Regions from separate parts of the Homo sapiens genome. Here region 2 is linked to region 1. Evidence: read pairs that join two places in POLR2A ChIA-PET (ENCODE). Cell type or tissue: HepG2. All regions are shown on one strand.

Evidence for each region. Peaks named below come from ENCODE experiments on the same cell type or tissue, not always from the same donor. Only the 100,000 strongest peaks of a DNase experiment are listed, where the experiment ranks them.
Region 2: POLR2A ChIA-PET joins it to region 1 with 5 read pairs; 4 of 35 experiments call an interaction of 5 or more read pairs at or near these places.

What each region holds. Positions count from the first base shown.
Region 1 is chr2:109,672,617-109,680,616 of GRCh38, reverse strand. It overlaps a transcript of RANBP2 not described here. Among named protein-coding and RNA genes, the nearest start is that of SOWAHC, 62 kb to the right of the region's middle. In HepG2, no CTCF peak of the experiment used is centred here; DNase peaks (open chromatin) are centred at 3,156, 5,296 and 5,556; H3K4me3 peaks cover 145 bases.
Region 2 is chr2:109,565,239-109,573,238 of GRCh38, reverse strand. SEPTIN10 (septin 10) reads left to right here. Exons shown (of 11, transcript NM_144710.5): 6 at 5,263-5,424; 7 at 7,380-7,476. It also overlaps a transcript of RANBP2 not described here. Among named protein-coding and RNA genes, the nearest start is that of SEPTIN10, 45 kb to the left of the region's middle. In HepG2, no CTCF peak of the experiment used is centred here; no DNase peak of the experiment used is centred here.

The DNA of each region.
Region 1 (8,000 bases):
AATAATAAGTGGTTGTTAACTATTCCCACATGGGAAGTGCTGCTCAACACACATTTTTAACATTTTTGACAACCTTAAGAGATAACTACTATTACTTTCACTTTACACATGAGACACAGGGATGTTACATAACCTTTCCTGAGTTTCCAGCTTAATTATTTTTTCCCTCTCATTAAGCACACACAATTCTTTTATTTTATTTTATTTTATTATCTTTTTTTAAATTTTTTTTTTATTATTTTTTTTGAGACAGAGTCTCGCTCTGTTGCCTAGGCTGGAGTGCAGTGGCGTGATCTCTTGCAGTGGCGTGATCTTGGCTCACTGCAAGCTCCGCCTCCGGGGTTTACACCATTCTCCTGCCTCAGCCTCCCAAGTAGCTGGGACTACAGGTGCCCGCCACCATGCCCGGCTAATTTTTTTTTTTTTTTTGTATTTTTAGTAGAGACAGTTTCACCATGTTAGCCAGGATGGTCTCGATCTCCTGACCTCGTGATCTGCCTGCCTCAGCCTCCCAAAGTGCTGGGATTACAGGTGTGAGCCATCACACCCGGCCCTCTTTTATTTTATTTTTATTTTTATTTTTTCTCTCTAGGTTACCCAGCTTTAAACGAAACTGCCCGCTGTCTTTCACGAAGCATACAACACTTTTGACTGATTTCGTCTGCTCACAAGATGGGCAGGGTGGTCCACACTGGCGATTTGCCTCTTGTCTCAGGGTCAAACAGTGTCAGCCACTGATTTCTCCAGCTGGCTGGAAACTTATTCACAGTGATTCTCAAACTTGAATTGTGAGCTTTGTAAACTGTGTTAAGTACACATTCACATTCCAAGGCTCCAGCCTTTCCTCCCTTGCATTCTGTTTGAGTAGGTCAGGAATGGAGTTAGGACCCATTTGTAACAAGATGCCCTGGGAATTGCTATATAAGCAAGGATGGTCTGATTGAGGCAATGTGGGGTTTGGAAATTTCTACTCTAAGGAGTCTTGAAGCCAAGTAACCAGAGATTACTGCAGGCAGCTGGAAAAGGCAGCACTGAGGAGAGCCTTAGGGTCATGCCTCCTCATCTATCCTGGAGCCGGTGGGTGTAAATGCATTTAAGTTTTACTTTTTAAATACACACATATGCACAGAAATGTATGTGTGTACATGTTCAACTTTCATAGACAATGCCATATATGTACACACATACATACATAATATAGTGATCCACATTAGTCATGGATTCCACATTTGCAAATTCACCTACTCTCTAAAACGCATTTGTAACCCCAAAACTGAGTACTCATGGTGCTTCTGTGTTCATTTGCAGACATGTGCAAAGCTGTGAAAAATGTGAGTTGCCTGACATGCAGTTCCCTGCCACGGTCAAACAAGGCAAGGCTCTGCCTGTTGTTCTCTGCACACAGGGTCTTTTCTTGGTCTATTTAGTGCCACATTTTTTGCATTTTGTGCTTTTGGGTGGTGATTTTGCTGTTTAGTGTGGTCCCCAGGCAGAGTGCTGAAGAGCTAATTGTTCGTAAGTGCAGGAAGGCTGTGATGTGCCTTCCGGAGGAAACACACTTGTTAGAGAACCTTCATTCAAGCATGAGCTACAGTGTTGTCCAGTGTTCGAGGTGCCTTTATAGGACACAGCTACTGCCGGCTTCCCAGCCAGACTGAGAGCTCAGGGTGTGGGCAGCGCCTCCTTCCTGCATTCCTAGCTCCAGTGCTGTTCAGCTTCAGTGGAACCTGGTGAGCACCGCTCTCAGCAGGCTGAGCTTCCAAGGGCTCTACGGCCACATAGGGCCTTCTCTGTACCCACAGAGACTAGCAGGGAGCTCTTCTTCAGCCACTCGTGCAGCCTGGACACCCCACCGCCTGCGAACCTTCTCCCATGTGGAAGCTAGTAGTTACCAGAAGGAAAGGAAAAACAGTCACAGAGCATGCACTGCACATTCTTGGGCACAGTTCAGGGAAATTGGTCCCATTTATGACTCTTAAATTCATGTGTGCCTTTTTCAGTGCAAATATTTCAAGGAACTTAAGTATATACAAAGGTTCTCTGCATTACAGATGGGCAATGAATCCAAATGTTCTTTCTGGGCTAAGCTGGTTAGAAAAACATCAGCCACATTGAGAGAGCAACTCTGTCTTTGGTGACCAGCTGGGCTTTGCGATCCCTGGTAGGGCCAAGCCAGCATGCAGGAGGGGTGTGGGGAGCACCCCAGGCCCAGTGGGTAGCCAGCTACAGCTAAGCGAAGGGTCCCTGCAGGGAGCAGAAGGCAGGCTGTGAACTCTTGGCAATCCTCCTAATGTCCCTCTGATACACAGGTTAACCTGCTAACAACAAAGTAGTTCTTGGGTGTGAATATTGGGGATCCTCCGTATTTTTTGCTCTTGTGATCCTTTAAAAAATTATATAATCTGAGCTGAGACAGAAAGATCTTTCCTGCTTTTAGCTGAAATAGGTCAAAAAACTCTTGCTGTAAGAATTGCTTGGTGCTGTCCATTCTGAGTGATGGAACAGTGGGGAGGTGTTGCTATGCAACACTGCACATCCTTCCGAAGCCCATCATCTCCTAGCAACAGGCGGTGGGGTGCGACCCCCCTGCTGCGGGAGCCACCACGGGTGCACTGCCTGATGCCCATTTCAGTCCCCTCTGGTCACAGGCATTCACTCTTGCGACAGCTGGACTTCTTGAGCGCCTACAAATCCCCTTACCAGGAACCGGGGATACAGAAATCCAAAGTTGAGGTCTCTGCCTTCAGCGGGAGTCCAGCCTGGTTTAGAGTAAGACACAGAAACAAACAAAAAACTGTATCATCTCAACAGTTGACCTCAGAGTTCTTCCTCAGGAAGGCCTTGGCTTTATTTAGGAAAGATCTGGATAAACTTCTGGAGCACGACAATTTGGTTCACGAGGGCACAGCTGTTGTCAGAGACAGGGATTGGTGGTTGGAGTTACTGAAAGAGAGGGGAAGAGAAGGCAGGACGTGCACAGGTGGCCCAGCTGTGAGAAAGCCTGGCTGGAGGACCACTTTCAAGAGTGATATGGATTTTTAAGTGCTTTGCTTTTAAAAGTACCTCTGGCGACCCATACAGCTTCAGTAAACATTCTGTGGCTCCCAGCAGAATTCTGTTCACTGTTACCATGGAAGCAGTGATCAAAGAGAAGGGGCTCTGTTGGGTACATGCCAGGGCAGAGGTCAAGGAAAAGTCACGGATAGGGACAAAGAACAGCTTGACCAAGGCTGAAAATTGGCACAAAGGCGACCTTGAGAACACAAGCCCCCTGCCCCCAAGATTCAGAGAAACGTCGGGCAGGACACTGACTCCAGTCTGAGAAGCTGGGTGGTGGGATCTGAATGGGTCCTATCCAGGTCTGAAGGGTGGGGAGCACCCACTGACTCCTGGCTGGCTGGTGACAAAAGTGAGGGGAGGAGCTTCCAGTTCTACCTGGGAGGCAGGGAAAGGTGCCCAGAGGAGGTGATGCCAAGTAAACTCCCACAGGAGGAGACAGGAGGAGGTGCTGATGAGAGGGCTCCAGCCAAACAAAGGGAGCAAGGGCCCATCTGCCCATCGGGTGTCAAACCTCTGAACATGGAGAAGTTGTTATTTAGTGAGGTGTGGGGCAAATGTGGAAAACCTCAGACATGACATTCCAGCTTCGGAAAAAAAAATACATTTTTTTCTCAAATTCAAATCTCACACCAGGATGGCTTTGTCTACCTTCAAAAGTGGTGCCGTATCTAGACATAGATGATGGCTAGATGGATAGACAGACGCCAAAGAGAAACCCATTACCCTCTCTCAAGAAGATTGTCTGAGAGCGTATTCTCAGAGCAGCCTCTGATGCTGGGCGTGGCAGAGCTCACAGAAGGACTAAACTTTTCAAAATTCACACTGTGCTATCTGGCATGCTGAGTCAGTTTGCAAAGCACTTGTGTGGATAGTATCTGGCTTGCCTCCTTATTTCAGGGAGACAAAAACCTACTTCTTGTCCCTGGCAGTGCACAACCCCTCCTTCAGCAAGTTTCCCAGCCTGTGGTGGCTGCCCCGAGGTGCTTTGCCAGCTTCCCTGTGTCTGCTCTGCCTCAGTCATCTCAGGGTGCAGGCAAAGCCAGCCCTTCTACCTGGCAGTGCTGAACTAGGAAAAAGTTTGCTCAACAACACTGAGCAGCCCGCCCCGCAGATGGGTGCACTGAATGTGTCTGCACTTGTCAGGTACATCTGGCTTCTGCATTCAGGACAATTACAGGGCACTCTGCAAAATTACTTACTGAGTTGGAGGGCCTGAGAGCACTTCCGTTGTGACAGTGGAGGCGGGCACTGGGAAAGGCTGCCCTTTAAAGGGTGATGGAGGTGCTAACGGAGAGCCCGGCTCCCAGGCTCACTCACACCTTCCAGGGTGTGGACGTGGTAGTCAGCAAAAAGCAAGGGCTTCTCCCAGCGCATGGGTATGGGGCTGGAAGAGGGAAGGGCACAGGGGCCCTCTGGCTCTTGTCCTACCAGCTGGTTGGGAAAGGCTTCTCATGAGCGCTTCACACACAGAGCAAGACTGATGGATGTTACAAGGAGCCACCTTGCATGCCGGTGTCTGTTGAAGGAATGAACGTGTGGACAGCGCGGGTGCATAGATCTAGTCTTCCTCACTGGCTATGGTGCTCTCACTGATCCACGTGCTCCCTCTGTTCTTACAGGAACCAAACAGTCCATTTCGAGGTGGAACCTCACAACAGCTCTCTGGGCCCTCCCAGACACACCCTGGGGTGGGGACAGGAGTGTGCTTTAGGGCCGGGGCCGCCTGGAGTTGTTCTGCTCCACAGTTGTCAAACAGACCCACCCTCAGCAGAGTGGCAGGACGAGAAAGGCAAAGGAAGGAAGGAGGCCTGGGCTACAACTGAGGTTGCCACGGTTTCTTTTTTTCTTTGTCTTTTGCTTTTTTCTTATTTTTTGAGACAGAGTTTCACTCTTATTGCCCAGGCTGGAGTGCAATGGTGGGATCTCAGCTCACTGCAACCTCCGCCTCCTGGGTTCAAGAGATTCTCCTGCCTCAGCCTCCCAAGTAGCTGGGATTACAGGCGCCTGCTACCACACCCAGCTAATTTTTGTACTTTTAGTAGAGACGGGGTTTCACTATGTTGGCCAGGCTGGTCTCCAACTCCTGACCTCAGACCATCCACTTGCCTCAGCCTCCCAAAGTGCTGGGATTACAAGCATGAGCCACCGCACCTGGCCAGTTGCCATAGTTTCCATCTCTGCTAAGGGTTTGCCCTCTGCCTCTGCGGATTCGATTCAGAAAGTGGTGCTGTTAGTATACCAGGAAGAACTTGCCTGTGAGCCTGGTCTGAGAACTTTGCACTTTGCCAAGCTGTCCTTCGAGTATAACGGTGATAGACAAACATTCTTCAAGATCAGACAGAGGGACACAGCACCCAGGGCCCTTTAAAAATGTAGTTGAACATAGTGAGATCCTGTCTCTACAAAAAGTAAAAATACAAAATTAGCTGGGCATGGTGGCACATGCCTGTGGTCGAGCTTACTGGGAGGCTGAGGTGGGAGGATCCTTGAGTCCAGGAGTTCAAAGCTGCAGTGAGCTATGATTGCACCATTGCACTCCAGCCTCGGTGACAGAGAGAAACCCTGTCTCTAAAAGAAAAAAAGTAGCTGAAAATGAAGTCTGGCCAACTAAGAGATGAAGCAAAATAAGACATGAAGTGAGGGAGAAGCCATGGGGAAAAGACTGGAAAGAGAGATGACTCCATGTAAGCAAATAGTTAAAGCTACACTATGGAAGAAATTATGGTTTCAGAATAAAATGTAAATCTTGACAGGAGAAAGCTAGCAAACTCAGGGGGCTGAGGAGAGGAGGGAAGAGGAAATGTAAGAATGTCAATTTCCTTATTCATAACAAGGAGTTAGTAGATACTGCCTGTAATTGAAACACATAAAATCATTACTACTTATTAATATTTTTCATAAACCCTTTCCTTAATTTTAGCAGGTTATTTTAGAAACTAATATTTTTTTTCTTTTTTCTTGTTTTTGTTGTTTTGACATGGGGTCTCATTCTGTCGCCAAGGCTGGAGTGCAGCAGTGCAATCATAGCTCACTACAGCCTCACAACCTTCTGGGCTCAAGCAATCCCGCCTCAGCCTCCCAAGTAGCTGGGACTACAGGTACATGCCATCATGCTCGGTTAATTTTTTTTTTTTTTTTTTTTTTTTGGAGACACAAGGTCTTGCCATGTTTCCCGGGCCGGTCATGAACTACTGAGCTCAAGCGATCTTCATGCCTCACCCTCCCAAGTACCTGGGACCGCTAGTATATTTTGTGATGAGGAAATATTTTTCTGAAATTCAGCAGTTTCTACCATTTTACTTCATTTTGGGGGGGGGTTGTTAAATTCAAGCACAATTATCTTCAACATTTATTGTTTAAAATAGGATGTAGGCACTAAGCATAAAATAAGAAGCTGGCATCAAGAAACAACATTAAAGGAGTGCTGGGGAGGCCAATAGGATGTGAAAGGTATTTGCAACATAATACTAACAAACCAATGAGAAAAAGGTGAACCTACCCAGTAGAAATAAATTGGGTGAAAGACTTGAACAGGCACTTCACAAAACAGATAGTATCTCAGCTGCCCAATAAATACATGGAAAGGTGCTCAACCTCATTAGTCTTCAGAAAAATGCAAATTAAAACCACTAGAAGCTATGGCATCACACTCAGAATAGCCAAAATGAAGGGGGAAAAAACCTGAAAATATCAAATATAGACAATGGAGATCCCTGGAGCTCTCATACATTGTTGATAACAGGGTAAATGGGTATAGCTATCTGGGAAAACTGTTTGTTCCCCTCCCCACCTCCCCTCCCTCTCTCTTTCTCCTTCTTCCAACCACCACCTTGCCCAGCTAATTTTTGTATTTTTAGTAGAGATGGGGTTTTGCCATGTTGGCCAGGCTCGTCTCGAACTCCTGACCTCAGGTGATCCACCTGCCTTGGCCTCCCAAAGTGCTGGGACTACAGGCATGAGCCACTGCACCCAGCCCACATCCACAACTTTCTTTAGCTGTCTCTCCCCTACTAATTTCTGATGCCCACCCAAATCAAAAAGGTCAGGTAAAGCAAGGCAAAACAGAGCAGAGCCTTAGATTTTGAGAGGGACCTGTCTGTTTACAGCTCTTGGGGTTCCATGAGAAAAACAGAGGTTTCTCCCAAAATGGGGTCTGTGGCACCTTCTGTTTTTCCCAAAGCATCCCAGGCTGTCAGAAATTACCTTAGGTCCTCTCATGTGGGCAAAAAGATTGGCAACAAGACCTACTACGGAAATAATTCAGTCAACTGGGAAGAAAAAGAAACACTTAGTACTGTCCCCATTGTAAAGATGGATAAACTGAGGCACCATACAGTTTAAAAATTCATGTTCACATAGAGTTAGGCTCCACAGCTCACTCTTAACCATCCCGTAATTCTGCTGACTCTATGCCCAGTCACCGAGGCACCTGTATGGTAGCTCACGGCCCCCTTAGAGCTTAGAACCTGGATTTCATTCCTGCTCTACAGCTACGTAATTGAACAATTTTCCTCTGAATTTGTTGGATTCTAACTCTATATATCTCAAGTTTTATTATTTCTGAATCTCAAGAGGGGCTGTGATGTCTTTAGTAATATCAAACAACCTATAAACAAAGGACTAAATGAGGTTTAGCAGTATTCAAATTTCTATATGCTTTAAAACATTGAGGCAATGTATTGAGAAACACACCTAAGAAACTGCAACCAATCTACTCTGGACAAAAATTTAGACACTATCTCTATAAAATAAGCTATCTATTGATACTTATGCATATTTGTACATATATCAACAGTATTTACATGTCATAACCTTAAAATAATTTAAAAGTGTCAAAATTACCGGCCTTATAAATTTCTGTAGTCTTGAAAGAAATGATACAATATAGATTACTTGTTTCTTTAAAGTAGTCAATAAAATGCATAAACTTCTAGAGAAAT
Region 2 (8,000 bases), 110 kb after region 1:
GTTTCTTTAGCCCTCTGAGCCTCAGTGGACTTAAGTGATTTTCAGTGTCCTCCACTTTTAAATAAAAACTAGGGAGAAGAACTACCTCAAGAGGCAGATATGAAAATTAATTAAATTGATCCATGTAAATAGAGGGTTTAGCAAATAGGCATACCCAGTAAGAGCCTATCTGCCATAGAAGTTTGCTTTAGTATACTGTGTAAGTATATATTATCTAATCTTTTCCAAATTTGGTGATTTAAATATATTCTTTATTTTTTATGATAAAAGTGTAAACTACCCTGTAAAAATACCTGCCTCTTATTTTACATAAGAAGGTTGTTGGGCTGGACATGGTTGCTCATGCCTGTAATCCCAGCACTTTGGGAGGCCAAGGCAGGCGGATCACAAGGTCAGGAGTTTGAGACCAGCCTGGCCAACATAGTGAAACCTTGTCTCTACTAAAAATACAAAAATTAGCCAGGCATGATGGCACATGCCTGTAGCCCCAGCTACTCAGGAGGCTGAGGCAGGAGAATTGCTTGAACCCAGGAGGCGGAGGTTGTGGTAATCCGAGATTGCACCACTGCACTCCAGCCTGGGCGACAGAGCGAGACTCCGTCTCAAAAAAAAAAAAAAAAAAAAAAAAAGTTGTTTTAAAAGTTAGCTGAAGTCTACCTGTCCGGGTATAAAACAGGCAGTCAAGAGGGGTTAGGACATGGCTGTCATGCTGAACTGCCTGGATTCTGCTTCAGCCCCGCCACTTAGCAGCTATGTGGCCCTGGACAAACTTGGATTCAATTTTTCATATATAAAATAGGGCTAGAGGCCAGGTACGGTGGCTCGTGCCTGTAACCCCAGCGGTTTGGGAGGCCGAGGCGGGCAAGTCACAAGGTCAGGAGATCGAGACCATCCTGGCTAACACGGTGAAACCCCGTCTCTACTAAAAATACAAAAAAAATTCAGCCGGGCGTCGTGGCATGCGCCAGTAGTCCCGGCTACTCGGGAGACTGAGGCAGGAGAATGGCATGAACCCAGGAGGCAGAGCTTGCAGTGAGCCAAGATCACACCACTGCACTCCAGCCTAGGCGACAGAGCGAGACTCCATCTCAAAAAACAAAAAAAAAGAGGTGGGGAGCTAGAGAGAGCTCACTCTAAGACTTTTGGGAAGATTAGCTGAGATGAATATTACGAAGCATTTAGTACAATGCCTGGCATATATGAAGCACCTCTGTTACTGTTGTGTTATTTAAAACTTATTTAAAAATTAACAGGCACAGTTTATTGATGATATTTACATATTGGTATTTGAGGTAACTGGCCAACCCAACCACCTTTGAGTCATCAAAAGTCTTTAAGAAGTGTTAGCCAGGAGCAATTTATATTGATGTAGTCCCTTAGTGGATTTTCAGGAATAAATGGAAGAGCTAATGAGCACTTGTTCAGAGGCAGTCCACCTTGAACCAGCAGTTCAACCTGCAAACTCTTATAACAACTAGTTCTAGATGCTTCCTAGTCATCCCTCAGTATCCAAGGGGGATTGGTTTCGATACCCTGAGGATGCTGAAATTCCTTATATAAAATAGTGTAGGACAGTCTTGCAGTGCAAAACTACATTTTAGTCAGCAAGGGACCAAATATAGAATGGTGGTCCCATAAGATTATACCTTATTTTTACTGTACTGTATTATATGTTTCTGTGTTTAGATATGTTTAGATATACACATACTTAGCATTGTATTATAGTTGCCTACATACACACACTTACCATTGTATTATGGTTGTCTACAGTATCCAGTATAGTTACATGCTGTACAGGCTTATAGTCTAGAAACAATGAGCCATACCATACAGCCTAGGTGTGTCATAGGCTATAACATCCAGGTTTGTGTGAGTATACTCTGTGATGTTCACGCAACATCAAAATCACCTAAGATCATATTTCTATCGCATTTCTATCACCATGTTTATTAGTCCGTTCTCGCATTGCTATAAAGAACTATCTGAGACTGGGTAATTTATGAAGAAAAGAGGTTTAATTGACTTACAGTTCCTTAGGCTGTACAAGAAGCCTGGCTGGGGAGATTTCAGGAAATTTAAAACCATGGCGGAAGGCGAAGGGGAAGCAGGCATGTCTTATATGACCTGAGAAGGAGGAGGAGAGTGCAGGGGGAGGTGCTACACACTTTTAAACAACCAGATCTCGTGAGAACTCACTACCACAAGAACAGCAAGGGACAACTCTGTCCCCATGATCCAGTCACCTCTCACCAGACCCCTCCAACACTGGGGATTACAATTTTACATGAGATTTGGGTGAAGACACAAATCCAAACCATGTCGCCATGGTTAAGCCACACATGACTGTATATAACCTACTTGTATCCTTGCATATACTTTAAATAATCTCTAGATTACACATTATAATACCTAATACAGGCCGGGTGTGGTGGCCCATGCTTGTAATCCCAGCACTTTCAGAGGCCAAGGCAGGTGGATCACGAGGTCAGGAGTTCAAGACCAGCCTGGCCAACACAGTGAAACCCCATCTCTACTAAAAATACAAAAAAATTAGCTGGGCATGGTGGCAGGCACCTGTAATCCCAGCTACTCGGGAGGCTGAGGCAGAATTGCTTGAACTTGGGAGGCGGAGGTTGCAGTGAGCCAACATCACGCCACTGCACTCCAGCCTGGGCAACAGAGCTAGACTCCGTCTTGGAAAAAAAAAAAAACCTGATACAATGTAAATGCTATGTCAATAGTTGTTATATTGTATTTTAAAATTTGTATTATTTTTCTTGTTGTATTGTCATTAAAAAAATTTTTCCCCTAATATTTTTGATCCTCAGTTGGTTGAATCTGTGGATGCAGAACCCACAGATGATGAGGGGGGCAACTGTAAAGACATTAATGAGCATTACAATATTACCTTTTGACCAATACCTTATTTCATTCAAACCAAAATGAAATATTTTATGGTAACGGTAAAGGTCATGGGTATCATGCACTCATTTAAAGATGGTCACTACTCACTTCTGCCTTATTCAGTTGATGAGAGACAAATTCTAAAATTGGGACTGCCTTATCAAAATCCTGCCTTTAGCTTTCTATTGTACAAACTAGACAGGAAGTTAACCCCTAAGCTTTGTTTTAAGTTTAAAAGAAAAACTAGGATATGCTGAAATTACTTGATTTGGCCCATTTTAAATAGCAATACACAGGTTTTTTTTTTGTAGGGGCAGTTGGCAGGTGTAGGGAAATTTTCACTTACACAAGGGCACTACATAAAGATGAGAGGTGGTGTCCTTGCTGACCTCATCTTGCCACTCCCCAGGCCACCTCCAGATAGTTGTTTTCTGTTACTAAAAAGCAGAACATTCGACTGCTTGACATGGAAAGTTATCTTCTCTTACGCCATTGGTGACAAGCGACCCTCTTTGGGCAATATCTGTTACTTTCCCTCCCTCTAATAGTCATGTAAACATTGATGTTTAGTATTCAGTCTACTGCAGTTTATTGTGCAAGCAATTATAAGTTATTAACTTGGCATAATTTGTTGAATACCTAAGTATATAATATTGAAACTAAGGACTTGGCACCAAAATGTTTATGTACTTTGACTAATTTAACAGGAAAGTTGTTTACTTAGGATTGCTGGAAAGTTTTCTGCCATCAATTTCATAGACAGAAAAAATTTCTCTCCTTGGGAGCATATGGAAGGCTGATAAATTCAGATATATACTTGGCATCAATGTGAAATTTGAGAAGATAAAAAAATTTAGAATAGGAATTATAATTTTTTCCTTTTTTTTTTTTTTTTTTAACAAGAGTTTTGCTCTTGTTGCCCAGGCTGAAGTGTGGAATGCAATGACGCGATCTCGGCTCACTGCAACCTCTGCCTCCTGGGTTCAAGCGATTCTTCTGCCGCAGCCTACCGAGTAGCTGGGATTACAGGCATGTGCCACCATGCCCACCTAATTATTTTGTATTTTTAGTGGAGATGGGGTTTCTCCATTTTGGTCAGGCTGGTCTCGAACTCCCGACCTCAGGTGACCCACCTGCCTCAGCCTTTCAAAGTGCTGGGATTACAGGCGTGAGCCACCACGCCCAGTCAATTTTTTACTTTTAATCTGAAAATTACATTGAGGTTTTACTGTCTTGATACATATGACTGATTAGCCTGAGGTTTTTGATGAAAAACAAACTAAAAAACTTAAGAACCACCAGTCACAAATTTGTGGAGCTATCAGTCTTTTGTGGGGATATTAATCTTATAGAACTAGATTTACAAGTTATTCGGTCTTCACAACCCCAAATCTCTTGCCCTCTGTCAGTGATAGGACTTCAAATAATACTGAGAAAGTTATTCCTTTGCATCATGAACACTTTTAAGATAGTAGTACATACAGTTTCCTTCCTCTGCTGTCTAAGTAAGTCTGTGACAGTGGGGCACAGGTAGGCATGGAGTCAGTCCTGAAACGAGGCACAAAGAGAAGCTTCACCTGTCTTTTAGTTTTGCTGAGGGATCAATCACCCTGGTTACTTAGTGCTTAGATTATTAAAAAATAAAAATTCTTAGTGAATTGAGGCAATTCAGTTTACCTTTTATCACATTTTACTTTTTAAGTGTATGATGAAATTGCAAGATTTTGAGAGAGAAGAAAATGTGAGATTTCTAAACCTAAATTCAAATGAAAGATTAATCTTACAAGAGTTCTGCTTTCTGAAAGCATTGATTGAGGTGCCTGTAATCCCAGCTACTTGGGAGGTTGAGGGAAGAGAATCGCTTGAACCCAGAAGGCAGTGGTTGCAGTGAGTTGAGATTGCACCATTGCACTCCAGCCTGGGTTACAGCGAGACTCCATCTCAAAAAAAAAAAAAAAAAAGATTGTGTGGCTGGCATCTGTAGGAATGAGTGTATAAGGGGTGTATATATACAGGAGAATGGCCATCTGGGTCAGGGTTGGCATGCCTTTTCTGCAAAGGGCCAGGCTGAGAATACACTGGGCGTCACAGGCCCTGTGGTTTATGGCAGCAGCAACTCATCTCTGCTGTTGTAGTGTGAACGCAACTGTAGACAGTACACAAGCAAATGGGCATGGCAGTGTTCCTGTAAATCTTTATGTATCAAGATCAACAGCGAGATGGACCGTAGTTTGCCAGCCCCCCGATCTAGGTTTAGGGAAATTCATTGTCAGAATGAACAGTTTTGAGTGAAAAAACAGCTGCAGGATTAAAAAAAAAAATCCTCAGTAAGATTTTGTTTTTCTTTATTCTTAATAGGTAAACATTATACCAGTGATTGCCAAAGCAGATACGGTTTCTAAAACTGAATTACAGAAGTTTAAGATCAAGCTCATGAGTGAATTGGTCAGCAATGGCGTCCAGATATACCAGTTCCCAACGGATGATGACACTATTGCTAAGGTCAACGCTGCAATGAATGTGAGCTCCTGATTGAATGTTAATTCTGTTTTCCATGTGAAAATAAAACTGTAATTTGTGAGTAATATTGCTGCTAATACACTTTCACTTGTGTCTTCCAAAAAGACTTCAAACAAGGTGAATTTTCAAAAAGTCCAGTATGAGAAAATGTTTAGTTTTTTAAGTTGGAAAAGGTGTAAGGAGAATTTATTTTTAAGCATATTTTTCTTTCACTCTGCTTTCACCAAAATAAAGTGATAGATTTGTGAGACTGGGATATACCTTTTGTGCAGCCATATGTAATTGCCTTAGAAAGATGACACCTTCCTACCCTGTCTTTATAAACATGAGAAGACTTTACAGCCTCCCTTTGCATGCTGTAAAATCTTAAAATCTTTAAGGAGGTCTCTTAAAACTAGTATTTATGCTCCTTCTCTCTCATAGTGTCAAGTTACATTCATATAACTTTTAGTTTAGTACAATGGAAGGTGACTAAGTTCTTAATTTTACTTTCTTGAAGCTAACACATTTTTAAAACACCTGGTTGTGTTTTGTAGGATCATGGGTTTTGAAATCTGACAGGCTTGGTTGGCCATATGTCCATTGGAGTTACTAACCTCCCTGAGACTTAACATATCTACAAAGTTAGGTTAATACTGCCCACCTTAAGGGTTGTTGTGAGGGATAAATGATGTCACCTTTGTTAAGCGCCTAACAGTGACTTTCAATAATTGTTCATTCCATTTCTTCTATTTTCCTTTTCTGATTTTTCATACCACTTTTATATTAGTGTACCTAAACTAAATCTGTAAAAAAAAACTGACTAATGTAAATGAGGTGATCTTAATTCCTATATGTTAAATTGTCTTTACATCTAATTTTATTTCTTGTGCTCAACTAGAATATTCAGAAAGCCACCATTAAGAAACTAAATATGTCAATTTTAAAATATTAAACATAGTAATTAATAATTTTTACATTAGACTTTTCCCCTGTATTAATCCTCAACTTCAGACAGACCAGTCTACTCCCTGCCCCTGAACCTAGCTATTGCATTTTGTTCAGAATCTTTTCCTTTTCTAAGCCATTTCTTCCCACTTTGCTTGTCCATCTAAATCTTGTTCTTCTTGATGTGGGTTAGCTTGTGTCTTCCTGCTCCTAGTGATCTCTCACTCCTCTCAATTTCTAGGACATTTACTATATTGACATTAATTTGGGACTTTGTGTACTACTTTATATTAGTACCATATCTATACACCCACATACTGTACACACACACACAAACAATAGGAATACACTATTGTATAGTTACATATACATTTTGTATACTGTGGGTGTGTGTATGTGTAATTTCCTCAACATTATCTTTGTCTTTTAGAGGAAAATTCTTTTTCGGCCAGGTGTGGTGGCTCACACCTATAATCCCAGCACTTTGGGATTATAGGGCTCACACCTATAATCCCAAGACAGGTGGATCACCTGAGGTCAGGAGTTCGAGACAAGCCTGGCCAACATGGTGAAACGCCGTCTCTACTAAAAATGCAAAAATTAGCTGGATGTTGTGGTGGGCAACTGTAATCCCAGCTACTCGGGAGGCTGAGGTAGGAGAATCACTGGAACCCAGGAGGCGGAGGCTGCAGTGAGATGAGATCGTGTCACTGCACTTCAGCTTGGGCGACAGAGTAAGACTCTGTCTCAAAAAAATAAAAATAAATAAATAAATTTTTTTTGTTTGTGTGTATTCCCAATAGCATAATGCCTTACATGTAAATACTTTTCTTTATGGGGCCCAAAGATGACTCTTGTAGAACAGTTAGCACATATTCACTGGCAGGTTTTAAAATCTGAGGCATAGCTGACCATTCGATTTTAATAGGTTTGTTATTTAATTATTCTCTTCTCTCTCACATAAAATTTATTTTATCTAGTCAGTTATCACAGTGGTATGAGAAGATGTGCTCGATATTCTTTTTCAGGGACAGTTGCCGTTTGCTGTTGTGGGAAGTATGGATGAGGTAAAAGTCGGAAACAAGATGGTCAAAGCTCGCCAGTACCCTTGGGGTGTTGTACAAGGTAAATGAGACAAAGGATGACTAGAAATATGTATCTATCTAGTAATCTCAAAGCTACCTGTCATGCCTTCTTTGGGGTGATGCTTAGTTTGGATGTGATTGGTTGTCAGAGGAATTGGCTGTGTACTATTTTAGCCAAAGTCTGGAGGCCGTGTAGAGCCTCCCACTTCTCATTATGCCACACACACATTACCCCCGCCCCCACGGTACCCTGTTAGTAGGTGGGAAACACCAGTGGGGCACTCTGACCAAAATGTGAATGTGGAAAGTAGTGTTCAGACATAAAACATCACTAATTACCACTTAAGTATAAGAACAGTCAACCATCTTATAAATTTATATATTTTTACTGATCAAAGTATTGCCGGCTATTTCCAGAATAAGCCAGTCAGCCAACTTAAAAAGTTAAATCTACTTGACATTTAGATTATTTAGCTGACATTATAATGAGTAAGTAAATAGTATTATATGGTTCATTTACTTATAGTGCTAATTAATGGTGAATAGATTACCCTTACTAGTATG